2 separate regions of the Mus musculus genome follow, and region 1 is linked to region 2. Evidence: chromatin loops called from intact Hi-C (ENCODE). Cell type or tissue: heart. All regions are shown on one strand.

Region 1 (8,000 bases), 210 kb before region 2:
ACGCACACACATACACCATGCACACAGACACACCATGCATACACACACCATGCACTCACACAAAACCACACCATGTATGCACACATACACTCACTCATATGCATACACACACACACACAATAATAACACATTTTAAAAAAACAATATAAAATGTAATTTTTAAAAGGCATAAGACCTAAAACCAAGAGAAAGAAGAAAGGAGGGAGTCAGGATGGAGAGGCAGGGAGGAAAACATCAGCTCTGCTTGCTCAGCATCCAGGTCTCTAACTGAAAGGGAAGAACCCTGCCAGCCCTAGGATCCCTGTAGGACTCCAGCCCAGCAAGCGTGGACCTATTCTAATCGGACATCTCTCACAGAGGGAAAAGGACTCCCACTAAGTGACATCTTCCCAGGTGGGTTTTTTTGAAGTCTCTTTTCAGAAGACCATTTACAGATCCAATTACGCAGCTCTGTGGCCTCCTACCCAGCTCAGTTTGGCATACTCCAGGGCCTGGCCCACAACCATGCTGTGTGGTCGGGCCTTGATGTCCCACGGGGGCTCTTAGGAGTCCTAGCATGTAGCTGCACGTCTTGATGGACACTCTGCCACCCAAGCTGCCCCTTCCTGTTCCTACAGTTGGGCTTATTCCCAGTCATGCTGCAGCCAATGTGAGGGCTTCAAAGCCTGATTCAAACAGTGTCAGAGTTGAGAATCCTTTCATGAAACTTTACAGATTTGAGCATTGTACATATATACACATGTAGTATGTATATGTGTACGCATGTACACATATGTATGTGTTATTTGTGCCCTTTTTTCTCCAATCCACAATTCAAGTGTAATTTTCAAGACTCCGTCCAAAGAGCCTTGGAAGCTCCTGACTAGACTCCCCCAGAATTCTAGTACATCAAGGCTTTTAAAATAACTCATGGAACAAGCTCACTTTCTCTCTCCTCCCCCCCCCACCCCCCACCGTGTGTGTGTGTGTGTGTGTGTGTGTGTGTGTGTGTGTATGTGTGTGTTTGCGCGCGCGCGTGCATGTTTGTGTTTCAACAGGGTCTCACTATGAACTTCAGGCTAGCCTTCATGGATTCTTCTATCTCCAACCCCCAAATGCTGGGATTCTATCAAACCTGCCAAGCAGACATTTTGATTCCAACTGTATCCCCAGGATGTTCCCACCCCCATCAGAACTCCTTGAATTTCATTGGTGGATCTAAATCAGCCACAGACGGAGGCTCACAAATGAAGGTCCCTGTGCAAGACACTGCTGTGAGCAATGAGCATAATGAAGTCTGCACTGCCAGTGTGGGAAACGTAAGCTTGACTTTAGGAACTCACAGACCTGGATGAGACCCCTGGCTCTGCCCCGCCCCCACTCCTGTGACGCTGGTGAGCTGACCCCTCTGTATTGGAGTTGTCTAACGGACCAGAACTAACAAAAGTTCACTTACTAGAATGTCTCAATCAACAGGGACTGGGTCATCCAACAGTGTCCTCCTGCGCAAAGGAGGGGCCTGAGAACCCGGTAGCTGCTCAGTACACACAGATGAACCCTCAGCAGTCCCAGTATGGCACCAAAAGCCTGGAAAGTTCCTGGAGCCTCTAATCTTCAGTCCACATTGGAACCCAAAGACAGGAGTGTGAGGTCAGTGGAAGATGGCTCCAGCAAAGATAGCAACAGAGACGAACATGCTCACCACAGAAAGTATCAGCCACGCTAACCACGGGAAATAGCAGCAGCAGAGGTGGCATGCTCACCACCGAGACACAAAGGGAGAGACACAAAGGCAAGCACTGGAAAGTTACACCCACTCTGAGAGCAGGTCTTTTCAATTAATCCTTCTCAAATAAGCCCTCACAAACCTGCCCAGACACCTGTCTCTTGGTTTATTCTAGATCCAAGCAAGTCGGCAAGATCACACACTCTTAGCATCTGTTCCCTTTCCTGTAAAATAGGAGAAGCCCATCTATGCCATGGAGTCCTCATGAAGGCTGATGAGGACGGATACAGAGTGTCCAGCAGAACCGAGCTGTGTGGACACTCAGCTAACAGTACCAACTAGTGTGAGCAGCCACTGATAAGAGCTGTGCTTTGTGTCCCCTTTCAAAGGGCCACTCTTTTTGGTGTCAGCAAGAGGGTACATCCCTGTCCTTGATCCTGAGTCCTCTGCTAGAGTGCTTTCCCTGTTCTCAGCCAGGTCATCACGCACGCTACAGACAACCGCCCAGGATTCCAGGATACAGGCTTCTCAAAGAGGAAGTCACTGCCCCAATAGAGGACAGACTCCAGCTTTTCCTTCCACAAGGTTTCTTGCAAGTGTGTGTGTGCGTGTGCATGTGCGTGTGCACGTGTGTGTGTGCGTGTGCGTGTGCGTGTGCGTGTGCGTGTGTGTGTGTGTGTGTGTGTGTGTGTAAGCAAGTGTAAATATCAGTTATCTTTCTCAACTACTCTCCACTATTTTTGTTGTTGCTGCTGTTGTTTTGTTTGATTTGGTTTTGTTTGGGGGCAAGATTGTCTGTCTTTTGTTTTGTTTTTGAGACAGGGTCTCTCATTGAATGAAGAGCTGATTTGACTGATTTGAAAACAAGCCCAAGAGAATCTTCCAGCCTGTCTCTGCCTCACCAGCTCTGAGATTACAGGCATGCACACTTGACTCTTTCTAGAGTTCTGAAAACTCCAAACTCAAATCCTCACAGTTGCTGAGAAAGCACTTTTGTAGCTGGGCCAGGTCCCCAACCCCTGGGCTCTCTCTGTACTCTGCCTCATGAAACACAAAACCACTCAGGATGTTTGCCAAATGTTCCAGTTGTCAAATAAAAGGAAGACCATCCGAGGCCTGACATATGAAACTGAGCCATTGACTAATGACTCATAACTTGACTAACTCGGTTATGCCAAGACCTTCCCGGAGCTTTTCATTCACCACATGTAAGTATCTATCCCACTATCTTCATAGCACGATACCACATTGCTGGCTTTCCCTCTGGGGCAAGGGACAACCATTAATGGCAAAGGCCTGACTCACGTCTCTCTTCCACATATCCTTGAGAGCAACATCCTACAGAAAAAGACAAAAAAAGAAAAAGAAGAAGAAGTAATAGGCAGAAATTAGAGGCATTTTTCTGTGCCTGTGCTACAATTTTTCAGAGAACAAGGCTAGCTAGCTTTCAGAAGGATCAAATAGAATTTGAAAATCACCCTGCTTTATGTGGCAAGAACTTCAAGAATATCAAACATTTCTTGCCATTTGCAAGCAAATGGGTTAGAAGATTTTTTTTTCCCCACGATTATCTCTTCCAGAAAAGAGCAGTTTCAAACCGCAGAAAATGGACGTTACTGAGAAAAATAGCCTGTTTCAGGAGGGCGAGAAAGACCCTGAGATATCTGGGAAACAGAGGTGGCATGGTTTTCTCCTCCCATGCGTAGAAGTTCCAAACGCAGGAGAAGCTCATTTCAAGCAGAAAGCTCTTTCCAAAGCACAAATATTGGAAAAACAGACCAAGACATCAGCGCATTCTAAACACAGCTGTGTTTGCCCACGCCTCCTGCCTGCTAGGTCATGTTTGATTTAACCTGGCAGCTCAGGGGGAGGTGAAAGGCCTCTGACTACCCAACCTACGACTTTACTTCCTCCCGTCATCATTGTTGACGTTGCATATAGCAAACTGACCTCTTATTAAATGTTGCAGCCAACAAACAGGTTTTAATAGTCTTTTGCTTTTTCACACTAAATGTGTTTTCAGATGGCTGTCATTCATATTCATTCCAAGGACCAAGTTGCCCAGCCACCTGCTCTGAGCACGACAAAATGCTCCGCTAGGGGGCGTTGCTGCCTTTCCCAACCCACAAATGAAGCACGTGATCCGAAACTGTGTCCATTAGTTCTGGAAAACAGGATGTAGGCCTGCCAAGCAGTTCAGAGGATGGTTTTAAGCCTTCAGAGTAACCTGAGATGAGGGACCACAGACGGCAGGGAAGTGTAAAACACGGGGCTGTCACCGGGATAATGAAGGGTACCCTGGCTGCACTGGTTATCTTAGCCTGCATCAGGAGCCTAGGGAACAGACAAGAGAGCACTTATGGTACAGTGTCAGCCCATCCCTAGTCAGGGCCCTGAGGGTAAAACCGGCTGAGCATCAGCGTCCAATAGATAACAACAGAAGCCATTATCTCTCCCTGGCTGGGCTGCCAAGTGCAGGGGCCAGGATTGCCTGGTGTTTGCGGTTTCCATAGCAGCGCTGTTTCGTTTCAAGCTGGCAAAGTACACAGAGAGGACAGGATCAACATTGCAGCAAATGACTCGAACAACCTGAGTCCTGAGCCTCGGAGCTCTCAGCAGGCTTTGCCCTTTTGGAGTCAGGGGTGGGGATGAAGATGGATGCTCTCCAAGAGGCGACTGGAAACTAACAGCTCCTTCAATCAAGCTCAGCAGCTGCCTGAGCACTGTCACCCACCCAAGGTCACCACTTGGAGCCTCTCGGCCTCATTTCCCAGAACTCTAGAAGGTGCTGTTAACATGGGAGAGACCCCCACACAGGCAGATAGGCTCCTCTGGCATCTTCTACCTGGCATTTTCTGAAACCTTTCTCCTCCTTCAGCTGGCCAAGGAGACACTTTCTTTCTTTCTTTCTTTCTTTCTTTCTTTCTTTCTTTCTTCCTTCCTTCCTTCCTTTCTCTCTTTCTTTTTTAATTAAATGTTTTCTTCATTACATTTCAGATGAAATCCCCTTTCCTAGTTTCCTCTCCCAAAATCCCCTATACCCTCCTTCCCCCCCTCCCACTCCCCACTGCTCCCCCAAGCCACCCACTCCCACTTCCTGACCCTGGCATTCCCCTATACTGGGGCATATGATCCTTGCCAGACCAAGGGTCTCTCCTCCCATTGATGGCCAACTAGGCCATCCTTTGCTACAGATACAGCTAGAGACACAAGCTCTGAGGGTACTGGTTAGTTCATATTGTTGTTCCTTTTATAGGGCTGCAAAGCCCTTCAGCTCCTTGGGTACTTTCTCTAGCTCCTCATTGGGGACCCTGTGTTCCATCCAATAGATGACTGTGAGCATCCACTTCAGTATTTGCCAGGCACTGGCATAGCCTCACAGGAAACAACTATATCAGGGTCCTGTCAGCAAAATCTTGTTGGCATCTGCAATAGTATCTGGGTTTGGTAGTTGTATAATGGGGTGGATTCCAGGGTGGGGCAGTCTCTGTATGGTCCTTCCTGCCCTCTCAGCTCCGAACTTTGTCTCTGTAACTCCTTCCATGGGTATTTTGTTCCCCCTTCTAAGAAGGAACAAAGTATCCACACTTTGGTCTTCCATCTTCTTGAGCTTCATGAGTTTTGCAAATTGTATCTGTAGCCCTCCCTAGCTGTTCTGAAACTGTCTCTGTAGAGCAAACTTACCTCTAACTCAGAGATCTACTAGCCTTTGGCTCTCAAGTGCTGGGATTAAAGGCGGGTGCCACCACTGCCTGGCTACAAACTACTATTTGCTGCTAAGAGGAGAAAAGGCTTGGTTCCAGCCTTATGCATTTCCCATAGGGTGAGAAATCAATCTAACTGCCTACCGTTTTTTTCCTTCTGACCTGTTGGGTCTTAAGTTATCTTAGAATACAAAGTGTCTCTGACATTAAAGATACTGGGAAGGCCTTGTTTGAAAGTATGTTTTACTTCATTTATGTGTGGGTGTGCATCTGGGCAGTTTAGCAGATGCTAAATTGATCCTCCTATCTCAGCTTCCTCAACGCTGGGATTACAATGTGCTGTATTTTATGTTCCCGGATTTTTATGTTCCTGCTGGGGACCCATACCCAGGTCCTGTGCTTTCCTGCTGAGCCATCTCCCCAGTCCGTACTTTAAAGATTCCTAATGATGATCATGCCTTCACACTGACGAGTAAGACAGAATTAGAGGAGCCATTAAGCTTTGAGTTGGTGAGAGGCTTCACAGCCAGGTTGAGGATGAGAAGTCACAAGCTCCAAACCCCAGCCACAAATCCAAACCTGAGGAACTGCCTTTTTTCCTCATCAGGGGACTTAATGCAAATACATCCAGGCTGCCTTCCTCTTTCCTGTTCTGCTGTGGTCCTACTTCAGCATATGGGTGAAGCCAGACACAACGCAGAAACTCAAAGCCATTCCCTCCGTGAATATGTGCACATGTTTCTTTAAACTAATAGCCTTAAATGCTTTGGGCCTTAAAAGCTTTTTATTCAGATATATATATATTCCGCTAGGTCTAAATGTCAAAATTAAAAGGGATTGGAAGACAGAGCCAATATGGAAGGAAGGAGTTGCAAAAAAAAAAAAAAAAAAAAAAATCCACTTATTGAACCCAGCAAGGTAAACACAGGACAGATGTCTGAAGGATTGATTTTAGCTTTGATCAAAAGTCAGACTTCATTGATCTTTGTTTCTCTGAATCACGAGCAGTTGCCAGGCACACTCTAGGTACTCATAATTATGCGTTGAATTAATGATGTGCCCTGAGCTCAGCATCAGAATAAAGAGCCTGGAATGGAACTGGAAGGCTGAGCCTCTTGCTGCTTGACCCCTGACCCCTCCTGCAGAGTCCTGGTGGGGAGCCCAGCCACTAAGCACCCTGATTTCATGGGTGGTTGTCCTCTCGCAGCAGTAGATGCTGGCAAACAAGGCAGGGCATGCCTTGAAGGGGAAGAAGCAACAATTTCTACCCTTTATTCTGAGATAGGTGTGGGCTTACTCGTCCTAATTATGAGCTGAAAACAGAATGGCTTCTGTCCCTGCAATCCCTCAGGAAACAAACCTGTCACCACCCATACCATCTCGTGTTCATGTGCAGCCCTGGGTCTGAGTTGGCACTAGGCACGCTCAGGATTGATTCAGTCAAAGAAAATGAAATATAACAACGGGCTTCCATCCCCGATTTGACCGTTCAGTGTTAACCATCATGGAAGGACTTATTTAACATCGAATTTATTCTCCAGATTTATAACATGTACAAAGCTCAGAGAGGCGAAGTGGCTTGCCCAGAATCACACAGCTAGCAAGAGCTGGAGCCAAATCTGAAATGAGGTCTGGCTGACTGAGTTCCAGCCGCGCTCATTCCCTTCACATTAAGCTGTTCCCTCCAGCCTAAGGCGAGAGACACTGCTCGCTGTATAAATGATAAATGAGTCCACAGAAGTGTTGCAACTGCCACTTCCAGACAGGCAGGAGGGGAAAGAGTATCAGAAGTGCTGGTGATCTTTTTCAATGCTTTTGGATAGGCAAAACATTTGCAGGTTTTAAATTAAAAACAAACAAACAAACAAAAAACCCTACAGGGCCAGAATGAAACAACTTATTCTGCCTTATCCTCAGTCTGTTCTCCAGAAGGTAAACTTTAATCAGATCATCAAGTATCTTCCAGCCTTCCTTTATGCAAATACAGTGAGTATGAATCGTGTGTGTGTGTGTGTGTGTGTGTGTGTGTGTGTGTGTGTGTGTGTGTGTGCGCGCGCTCGTGGATGAAGACGGTCTCACGTAGCCGAGTCTGGCCTTGAATTCACTATGTAGCTGAGTCTTGCCTTGATTCTCCTGCCCCCTCCTCTCAAGTGGCAGGGTTACAGGCATATGCTGCCACATACATCTGAACGCAGTACGTTCTAGGATTGTTCTGTGCCTTGCTGGTTTTCCCCATTCGCTCTTGCATTTAAGCAAAGTCAGTCCTTCCACCGCAATTCACAGGGACCTTCATTATCTTCCGTTCTACATTGTGCCGTAGCTCTGATGCCACTGTACTGATGCACTCAGAGCTTAATCAGTTAAACAGTAATGAGCGGTTAATTGTTTCTGATCTTCTGCCATTGAGCACTGTGGTGTTAAAAGCTGAAATCCAGCCATGGTGTACACGCCTTGAATCCTAGCATTCAGGAGACACAGCCTCGCAGATCTCTGAGTTCAAGGTCAATCTACACAACAAGTTCCAGGACAGTCAAGCTTAGGCATTGAAGGATCTGGAAAACAGAAAGCTGAGGTAGTGTTCCAGTTCCAGC
Region 2 (8,000 bases):
GGAGCGAGGGAGAGAGAGAGAACCAAAATGGCTGAATATAGGGAAGAGGGAAGAGGTGCCTTTTGGGGAAGGGCAGTCCAGTCAGCTCGTGGGCTGGAAAGTTCAGGGTTGGGGGCAGGGTATGCCAGGTAGGAACTGAAGGATGTTATGGGGGTATTGGCTTTCTGTCTCTTATAGCCCCATGAGATGGAGAGGGAGGGAGACGGGGAGGAGGGAGGGGGAGAGGGAAGAGGGAGAACGAGAAGGAGAGAGCACAAATTAGATCTATGCTAAGGAGCCCTCCTTGGATTCTAAAGCCTTGTAACCTCCTGTGATTTGAATGTGGAATGCGCTCCTCCTGATAGGCTCCTCCCGATAGACTCCTCCCCATAGGCTCCTCCCTTAGACTCCTCCCCATAGGATCCTCCCTATAGGCTCATAAGCTTGAACACTTGGTCTCCAGCTGCCGGCACTGTATGGAAAGGTTGTGGAACCTTTAGGGAGTATGTTCTTGCGGGGCAGGCCTTGAAGTTTTATTTATAGTCCTCTCTCTGCTTCCCGACTATAGATGCGGTGTAAGCAACCAAACGATGCTTTCGGCTGCCACGCCTCTCACAGTTTACAACTCCATCCTCTCTCTTCTTTAGCTGCTTCTTGTCAGATGTTTGATCATAACTACAAAAAGAATAACTGATGCAGAAGCCAAGGGAAGCATCAGTAAAGCGGAGGAGAGTACAACACAAGTGATGAAAAAATACCCCTCCGCACCACACTTTATTTCAGAAGGAAGGAGAATGCATAAGTCAGCACCTATGGGACCCCCACCACCACCACCAAACAGTGGCCCTGGACAGAAATTGTGACAATTCGAGACTAGCCAGTGGGTGAAAGGGATGAGAGATATGTAGTCCCAGGTGAAACCCCCTTTACTGTACCCCCTGTCTTAGTTAGGGTTATTGTGAAGAGACACCGTGACCAAGGCAACTCATAAAGGAAAACAGGAGCCTGCTTACTGTTTAGAGGTTCAGTCCATTATCATCATGGTGGGAAGCATGGTCATGTGCAGGCAGACTTGGTGCTGGAGAAGAAGCTGAGAGTTCTACATCTTGATGCAAAGGCAGCCAGGAGGAGACTGGATTCCACACTGGGCATTTAAGACCTCAAAGCCCAGGCCAGGCAGAGGAAGCACACGCCTTTAATCCCAGCACTCAGTAGGCAGAGATAGGCAGATTTCTGAGTTCGAGGCCAGCCTGGTCTACAAAGTGAGTTCCAGGACAGCTGGGGCTACACAGAGAAACCTTATCTTGAAAAAAACAAAACAAAACAAACAAACAAAACCTCAAAGCCCGCCTCCACAGTGACACATTTCCTCTCACAAGGCCACACCTCCTCCATGGGCCAAGCATCCAAATACGTGAGTCTATGGGGCCAAAGCTATTCAAGCCACCACACCCCCTTTATGGACAAAGAGACGATCTCCACTATCCTTCTGATTTAGTGTCCGCCTGCCACAGAGCCCACATGGTGTGTAGAGGCTCCCTGTTGAATTGCAGGTTTATTGGCTCAGTGGCTATTGGAGCATTGTAGTGACCCCAAAGTGCCAAGAGCAATGGCAGCAGTTGGGATCTTGGGATGGTGCAGGGGATAAGGACTAAGCCTGTGTCTTAGTTAGGGTTTCTACTGCTGCAGTGAAACACCATGACCAGAAAGCAAGATGGGGAGGAAAGGGTTTATTCAGCTGTTTATCTTTGAGGGAAGCCAGGACAGGAACTCAGACAGTGGAGGATCCCAGAGGCAGGAGCTGAAGCTGAGGCCACGGAGGGCTGCTTGTCTTAGTTTGGGTTTCTATCGCTATGTAGTGACACCGTGATCACGGCAACTCTTATGAAGGAAAACATTTCATTGGGGCTGGCTTGCAGTGTCCATTATCACCATGGCAGGAAGCATGGTGGCATGTGGGCAGACATGGTGCTAGAGAAGGAGCTGAGAGTTCTTCATCTGGATCGGAAGCCAGGGAAGGGACAGTGAACCAATAGGCCTTGCTTGAGCTTCTAAAACCACAAAGCCCACCCATCAGTGACTCTCTTCCTCCAACAAGGCCACACTTCGCAGTAGTGCCAGCCCTTGAGTCTATGGAGCCATTTTTATTCAGACCACCATGGTGCTGCTCATTGGCTCACTCTTCATGGTGTGCTCATCCTGCTTTCTTATAAAACTCAGGACCACCAGCCTAGGCATGGAACCACCCACAGTGGGCTGGGCCCTCTCCCATCAATAACTAATTAAGAAAATATCTTAGGGCTTGAGAGATGGCTCATTGCTTAAGAACACTGACTGCTTGCTCTTCCAGAGGTCCTAAGTTCAATTCCCAGCAACCATGTGGTGGGTCACAACCATCTGCAATGGGGTCTGATGTCCTCTTCTGGTGTGTCTGAAGAGAGCAATGGTGTACCTATATACATAAAATAAATACATCATTAAAAAAGAGAGAGAGAGCCGGGCGTGGTGGCACACACCTTTAATCCCAGCACTCGGGAGGCAGAGGCAGGCAGATTTCTGAGTTCGAGGCCAGCCTGGTCTACAGAGTGAGTTCCAGGACAGCCAGGGCTATACAGAGAAACCCTGTCTTAAAAAACCGAGAGAGAGAAAGAGAGAAAGAGAGAGAGAGAGAGAGAGAGAGAGAGAGAGAGAGAGAGAGAGAGAGAGAATAGCTTACATCTGGGTCATATGGAGGCATTTTTCTCATTTCCCTCCTTCAGATAACTCTATCCTGTGTGTCAAGTTGGCATAAGTTTACACAGTAAGTCGCAGTGATAGCAATTGTCTCTCTCCAAGGGTAAACCCTGAGTGAACTTCTTCTCAGCAGGAGAATCTACTGGGGGTGGACACACTGCTGGTGCTCACCCTGCACGCCGCCATTGCAGAATTTCACCTGAGAGTGCAAAATGTCAAGACCGCCGTTTGTGAGTGGCCCCCTGGGAACCTAGAAAGTTCCGGCTCTGAGTCGACCTATAAATATCAAATTGTACTGACTACCTGGAAGTCTATGCTGAAATTACAGCAACTTTAAAGGAGCTAGAAAGATTAGAGGTTATTTGCTCAACCCGAAGGCCTTTCTTTCTTCAGCTTGGTGTGTGGCCTGTGAAGATGCCAGACAGCTCCTATAAAAGACTTCAGATGAAGAGAGCTAAGTAAGGTCGACCCCATCTACACCGCTGTGGCCAGCACTACTAAGTAAGGTAGTTACCATGTCTATGCCACTGTGCCCAGCACGGCTCTTATGCCAGAACAACAGATACAAGTAATGGCATCTCTCCATGTGGTGTTGGAACTTGCGAACACACCTATTTTCCTTCTTTCTCTTTTCTTTCTTCTTCCTCCTCCTCCTCTTCCTCCTTCTACTTCCTTCTCTTCCTTCTTCTTTTCCTTCTTCCTCCTCCTCTTCCTTCTTTTCCTTCTTCTACCTTCTTCCTCCTCCTCCTCTTCCTCCTTCTACTTCCTCCTCTTCCTTCTTCTTTTCCTTCTTCCTCCTCCTCTTCCTTCTTTTCCTTCTTCTACCTTCTTCTTCCTCCTCCTCCTCTTCCTCCTTCTACTTCCTCCTCTTCCTTCTTCTTTTCCTTCTTTCTCCTCCTCTTCCTTCTTTTCCTTCTTCTACCTTCTTTTCTCCTCCGTCTTTTTGTATTCTCTGAGTTGCTGAATCCCCAGGGGTTATTTAAATTCAAAGGAGTCTCTACCACTCATGCAAAATTACCTGCCACACTGTCTATTTGTCAAGGGAAGGTGGCTGGAGACCTTGCTTTCTCCTCCTGCTCTCTCCCCTAAGTGAAAAAGTTTCACAACACGTCTCTGAAAGACTTCGCGGTGTGCACCTCAGGGAAGCAGGATGGGCAGTCAGTCCACAAAAGGCAAGGGCGAGCTCCTCTGTGAAATTCTAGATCTTATACTCCAGTAAGAGGGGTATCAATATCACACCCAACAACTTAGTAAAAATGTACCACGTGCTGTAAGTGCTAAAATAGATAGATGGCTCAAGAGGCTCCTGAGTAAGCTAAGGTCCTTGCAAGATAACCTTAATGGCCGTGTCCCTTTGTGTTAGAAGTCACCAGATGTTCGGGGGACTATGGAAAAAAACAGCTTGAGCAAACAGTTCTAATAGCGTTTGGGTCCTAGCCATGGAAAGGGAAGGAAGCTGGCGCACAGTACTAAAACAGCAACTGCTGGATGAACGTGGAGCATTCCAACAGGAAGGGCCCAGCATCCCAGTGACAGCGAAAGCTGCATATCCAAATAAAGGCCACGTCTCTTTCTCCGGTAGCGCGAAATCAAACTTGCCAGAGGCGGCTCGCACTTTTTACAGCAATGTGGTGCGGTGTTTGCAAGTCCCGTCGCCAAGGCCGTGCAGGCTGTGTTGGCACCAGTGTTCTTTCAAGCTTCTAAGCCGCCCCCGGGTAAGTGAACCAAGCGCTAGGAGAGATAAAGTGCTAAGAGGGACACCATCTGTCTGCAGAAGGGGAGGACACCAAACGGGACTGGGTGGCGGTCGAAATGCAAATGAACACTGACACCGTGTGGCTGGAGAAAGGAAGCAAGAAAGCGAGAAAGCGTAGCCAGCGGACTGAGATAAGAGACAGCAGAGTGGAAAGTACCAGTTTCACTGGTAGTGAGATTTACCCTGTGACAATCCATATGGACAGTAGCGGGGCTGTATTCGGAGGTCTGACTTTATGGCTGGCCCAATGGGAAAAGAACCAGGTGGATGCTCTTTCCACCACTGTGGGGCAGCAGATCTTGGAGGACATATGTAACAGAGTTCAACAGGAATCAGTGGTTTTCTATGTGGCTGGCAGCCCATAGCTGGTTGAGGTTTGAAAATCGGGAAGCAGATGCCCTTACCAAGCTACAAGCCATCTGCCTCCAGAGATCACTGGAGGCTCTTATCTACAGTCTGGCCACAGTGATTTGGCACACACTGGAAAGTAGCTAGAGCTACCAACATTCCCATGAAATAGTCTGCTATTCTGCATGGTAACAATAAATGTGAGGCATGTTCCAAATTAAGACACGGAGAGACTATACAGGGTCCGTATATGTCAGTAAGGATACAAGTCGGTGCTCACCTGTGTGGACACTGCCGCAAGTCCATTGTCTCCAAGCCTTAATGCCCCAGTCTGCTAACCTGGGCCTAGTCTTGGAAGCCTCTACCCTCCATACAATATTATGTAGGCCTAGGATGTTTTCAGCCTCCGAAACTTGCTGCTGGCTAAGCACACCCTTTCTTCTTCCTTCTGAACTCTGGCTGGTTGGTTCAATCTAGCTCTTCTGACTCAAACTCCTCTCTCTCCAAGCTGTCTTCTCTCTCAGTCTCTGAATTGCTCTGCTGTGCCTCAAACTAACAGTAGCAATGTTCTAATATGGCTTCTTCTCATTTTCTGGCTCACTCTGTCTTTACCTGTCTCTGTACAACTGTCCTGGTAAAACTGTGTCTTAGTTAGAGTTTCCATTGCTGTGAATAGACACCATGACCAAGGCGAGTCTTATAAAAGCAAACATTTAATTGGGGCCGGCTTACAGGTTCAGAGGTCCAGTCCACTATCATCATAGCAGGAACTACGGCAGCATGCAGGAAGGCATGGTGCTAGAGAAGGAGCTGAGAGTTCTGCATCTTGACCAGAAGGCAACCAGGGGAGACTGGCCTCCAGGCAGCTAGGAGGATGGTCTCAAAGCCTACCCCACAGTGACTCACTTCCTTCAACAAGGCCACACCTACTCCAAAAAGTCCACATCTCTTAATAGTGTCACTCCCTGGACCAAGCGTATTCAAACCACCACAAACTGCCTCCTTCCTCTTTCTCTCGCTCTAGGCTGCTCCACTCTCCTTCTCAACTCTACTGTACCACTCTCTAGGAACGCTACTGTATTCCTGTGCTGAATGCTCCTCTTCCTCTCTCCTTGTGAGAGTTGGGAGTATCCTATCTGTCAGATCTTTCTCTGATTCGTCACTTTTTCTGCCACTCAATTAGACATCACTTTCAAACATGGGTGTTTCCTTCTACAGACGAACTTTACCTTCATTGTTTGGATTAAAGCTGAGAGCTATGGATGTGTTTATATTCCAGCCAGAGGGATTAAAGGTGTGTGCTAAGGGTTGAGCCACAACCTAACTAGAAACCAGCTCAGATATCCTGTAACAGAAAACTTTTAATCAGTTAATGTGTTGTGCAGCAATCCATGAGTGAAGCACACTGGGTCTTATCCAACTCAGCGGTACCCACAGGCACGGAGAACTGATAATGATTGGGGCACTCGCTTCACAGTCACAGGGCTAAAGGGACCAGGACTAATTGTACTTCCATTCATTTTACAACTATACACAGGCTGTATTGACTGAAATAATTATGGGGTTATTAAAATGGAAATATAGGGTGCTGAACAGATGGCTCAGCAATTAAGGGCATTTGCTAGGACTTGGGTCACTTCACAAGACCAACCTCATGCAGCTCACAACTGCTTGTAACTCCAGTTCAATGGGCCCAATGCAGACACCGAATGCACATGGTATTCATACATACACTTAGCATGTGCGCGCACACACACGCACACACATTAATAAAGAAATATTTACAAAACCCCAACGATTAGAATTTGAGCAAAGGTATGCTGCAGCAGAGGAAAAGTGTACCCCTCAGGGCTGGAGAGATGGTTCTGTAGGTTAGAACCTTGTCACTAAGCCCGATGACCTGAGTTTCTCCCCCAACCCGAGGATCCATATTATGGAAGGAAAGAATTCTCTCTTACAGGTTGTCCTCTGATCTCTACCCTCATGAACAAGCAAAAAAATAAAAATAAAGAAATGTACTTTTTTTTTTTTAAAGACAAGATCTCACTATATAGTCCTGGCTAGCCTGAAATTCTCTTTATAAACCAGGTTGGCTTCAAACTTACAGAGATTCATTTGCCCTTGCCACCTGGATGCTAGGATTAAAGGCATGAACCCCACTATAGCCACCTAATGTCTTTTTTTGTGATGAGGAGCAGGGTCTTACTATGTAACCCTGGGTGGCCTGGAACTGGCTAGGTAGACTAGGCTAGCTTTGAACTGGAATTCTGCCCATCTCTGCCTCTCCAATGCTAGGATGAAAGGTACACAAGATCAGAGTGCTCTCCTAACTGTTGGATCATCTCACCACCCCTAGACAAAAGTAGTTTCTAAAAGAAGGCACACCCAGAAGCTATAAGGCTATTGGATGGAAAATCCCGTATCAGAAGTGAATTGCTTCTGTGAGTTGTTGGCCCCCGAGGCTCTACATGCTGCAGAGATTATTGGCGCTGATGTTGGTTGTATGCCAGAACTAGATGTTAAGTTCCCATTGCAAAAGACAGTACCTGCTTTGGCAGCAGAGTGTGGAGAAATCCATGAGTCTGAGCTGGAGGCTTCTTCTCCCCTGATTGATTTCCTAGTCCTGCAGGGCACTGGCTGCGGAGCAAAGCTGGTTGTTGACAGTCCAGCTCAACAATGGACCCTGTGTGCTACACTACTGTCTTATTTAGGGTTTCTATACCACTATGATAAAACATCATGACCAAAAAGGACCTGGAAGGAAAGGGTTTATTTCATCAGACAGCTTGTAGTCCATCCAGGAAAGTCAGGTGTTGCTTACTGTCTTGCTTCTCATGGCTTGTTCAGCCTGCTCTCTTATACACCCCCAGGACCATGTGCCAGGGGTGGCACCACCCACAATAGACTGGGCCTTCCCACAGCAATCACTGATTAACAAAATATTCTATAGGTTTGTGTATAGGCAGATCTTACAAAGACATTTTCTCAATGGAGAATCTCTCTGTGTTGACATGAAACCATCCAACACTCTAAGCAGGATAAGCCCACTGATTCATTAGTGCTGTGACTATTGTGGTTGGAACCAAATGCTCTCTGATTTAACTTAAGACTCTTCCAAAGGAGGGAACTTCATACTGTGTATGAGAGCAAAAACGTGTGGCTACATATGCTATAGGCTCCAGTA

What was found. Peaks named below come from ENCODE experiments on the same cell type or tissue, not always from the same donor. Only the 100,000 strongest peaks of a DNase experiment are listed, where the experiment ranks them.
Region 1: a loop joins it to region 2, with 2.4 times the contacts of the local background. A loop is called at or near these places in 2 of 42 quality-filtered maps.

The regions. Positions count from the first base shown.
Region 1 is chr3:51,153,013-51,161,012 of GRCm38, forward strand. No RefSeq gene overlaps it. Among named protein-coding and RNA genes, the nearest start is that of Gm35891, 28 kb to the left of the region's middle. In heart, a CTCF peak has its summit at 3,803 (motif pointing right); DNase peaks (open chromatin) are centred at 3,859 and 4,159; H3K4me3 peaks cover 565 bases; H3K27ac peaks cover 1,152 bases.
Region 2 is chr3:51,360,895-51,368,894 of GRCm38, forward strand. No RefSeq gene overlaps it. Among named protein-coding and RNA genes, the nearest start is that of n-TPagg5, 5.5 kb to the left of the region's middle. In heart, CTCF peaks have their summits at 4,577 and 4,776; DNase peaks (open chromatin) are centred at 4,187 and 4,517; H3K4me3 peaks cover 1,606 bases; H3K27ac peaks cover 634 bases.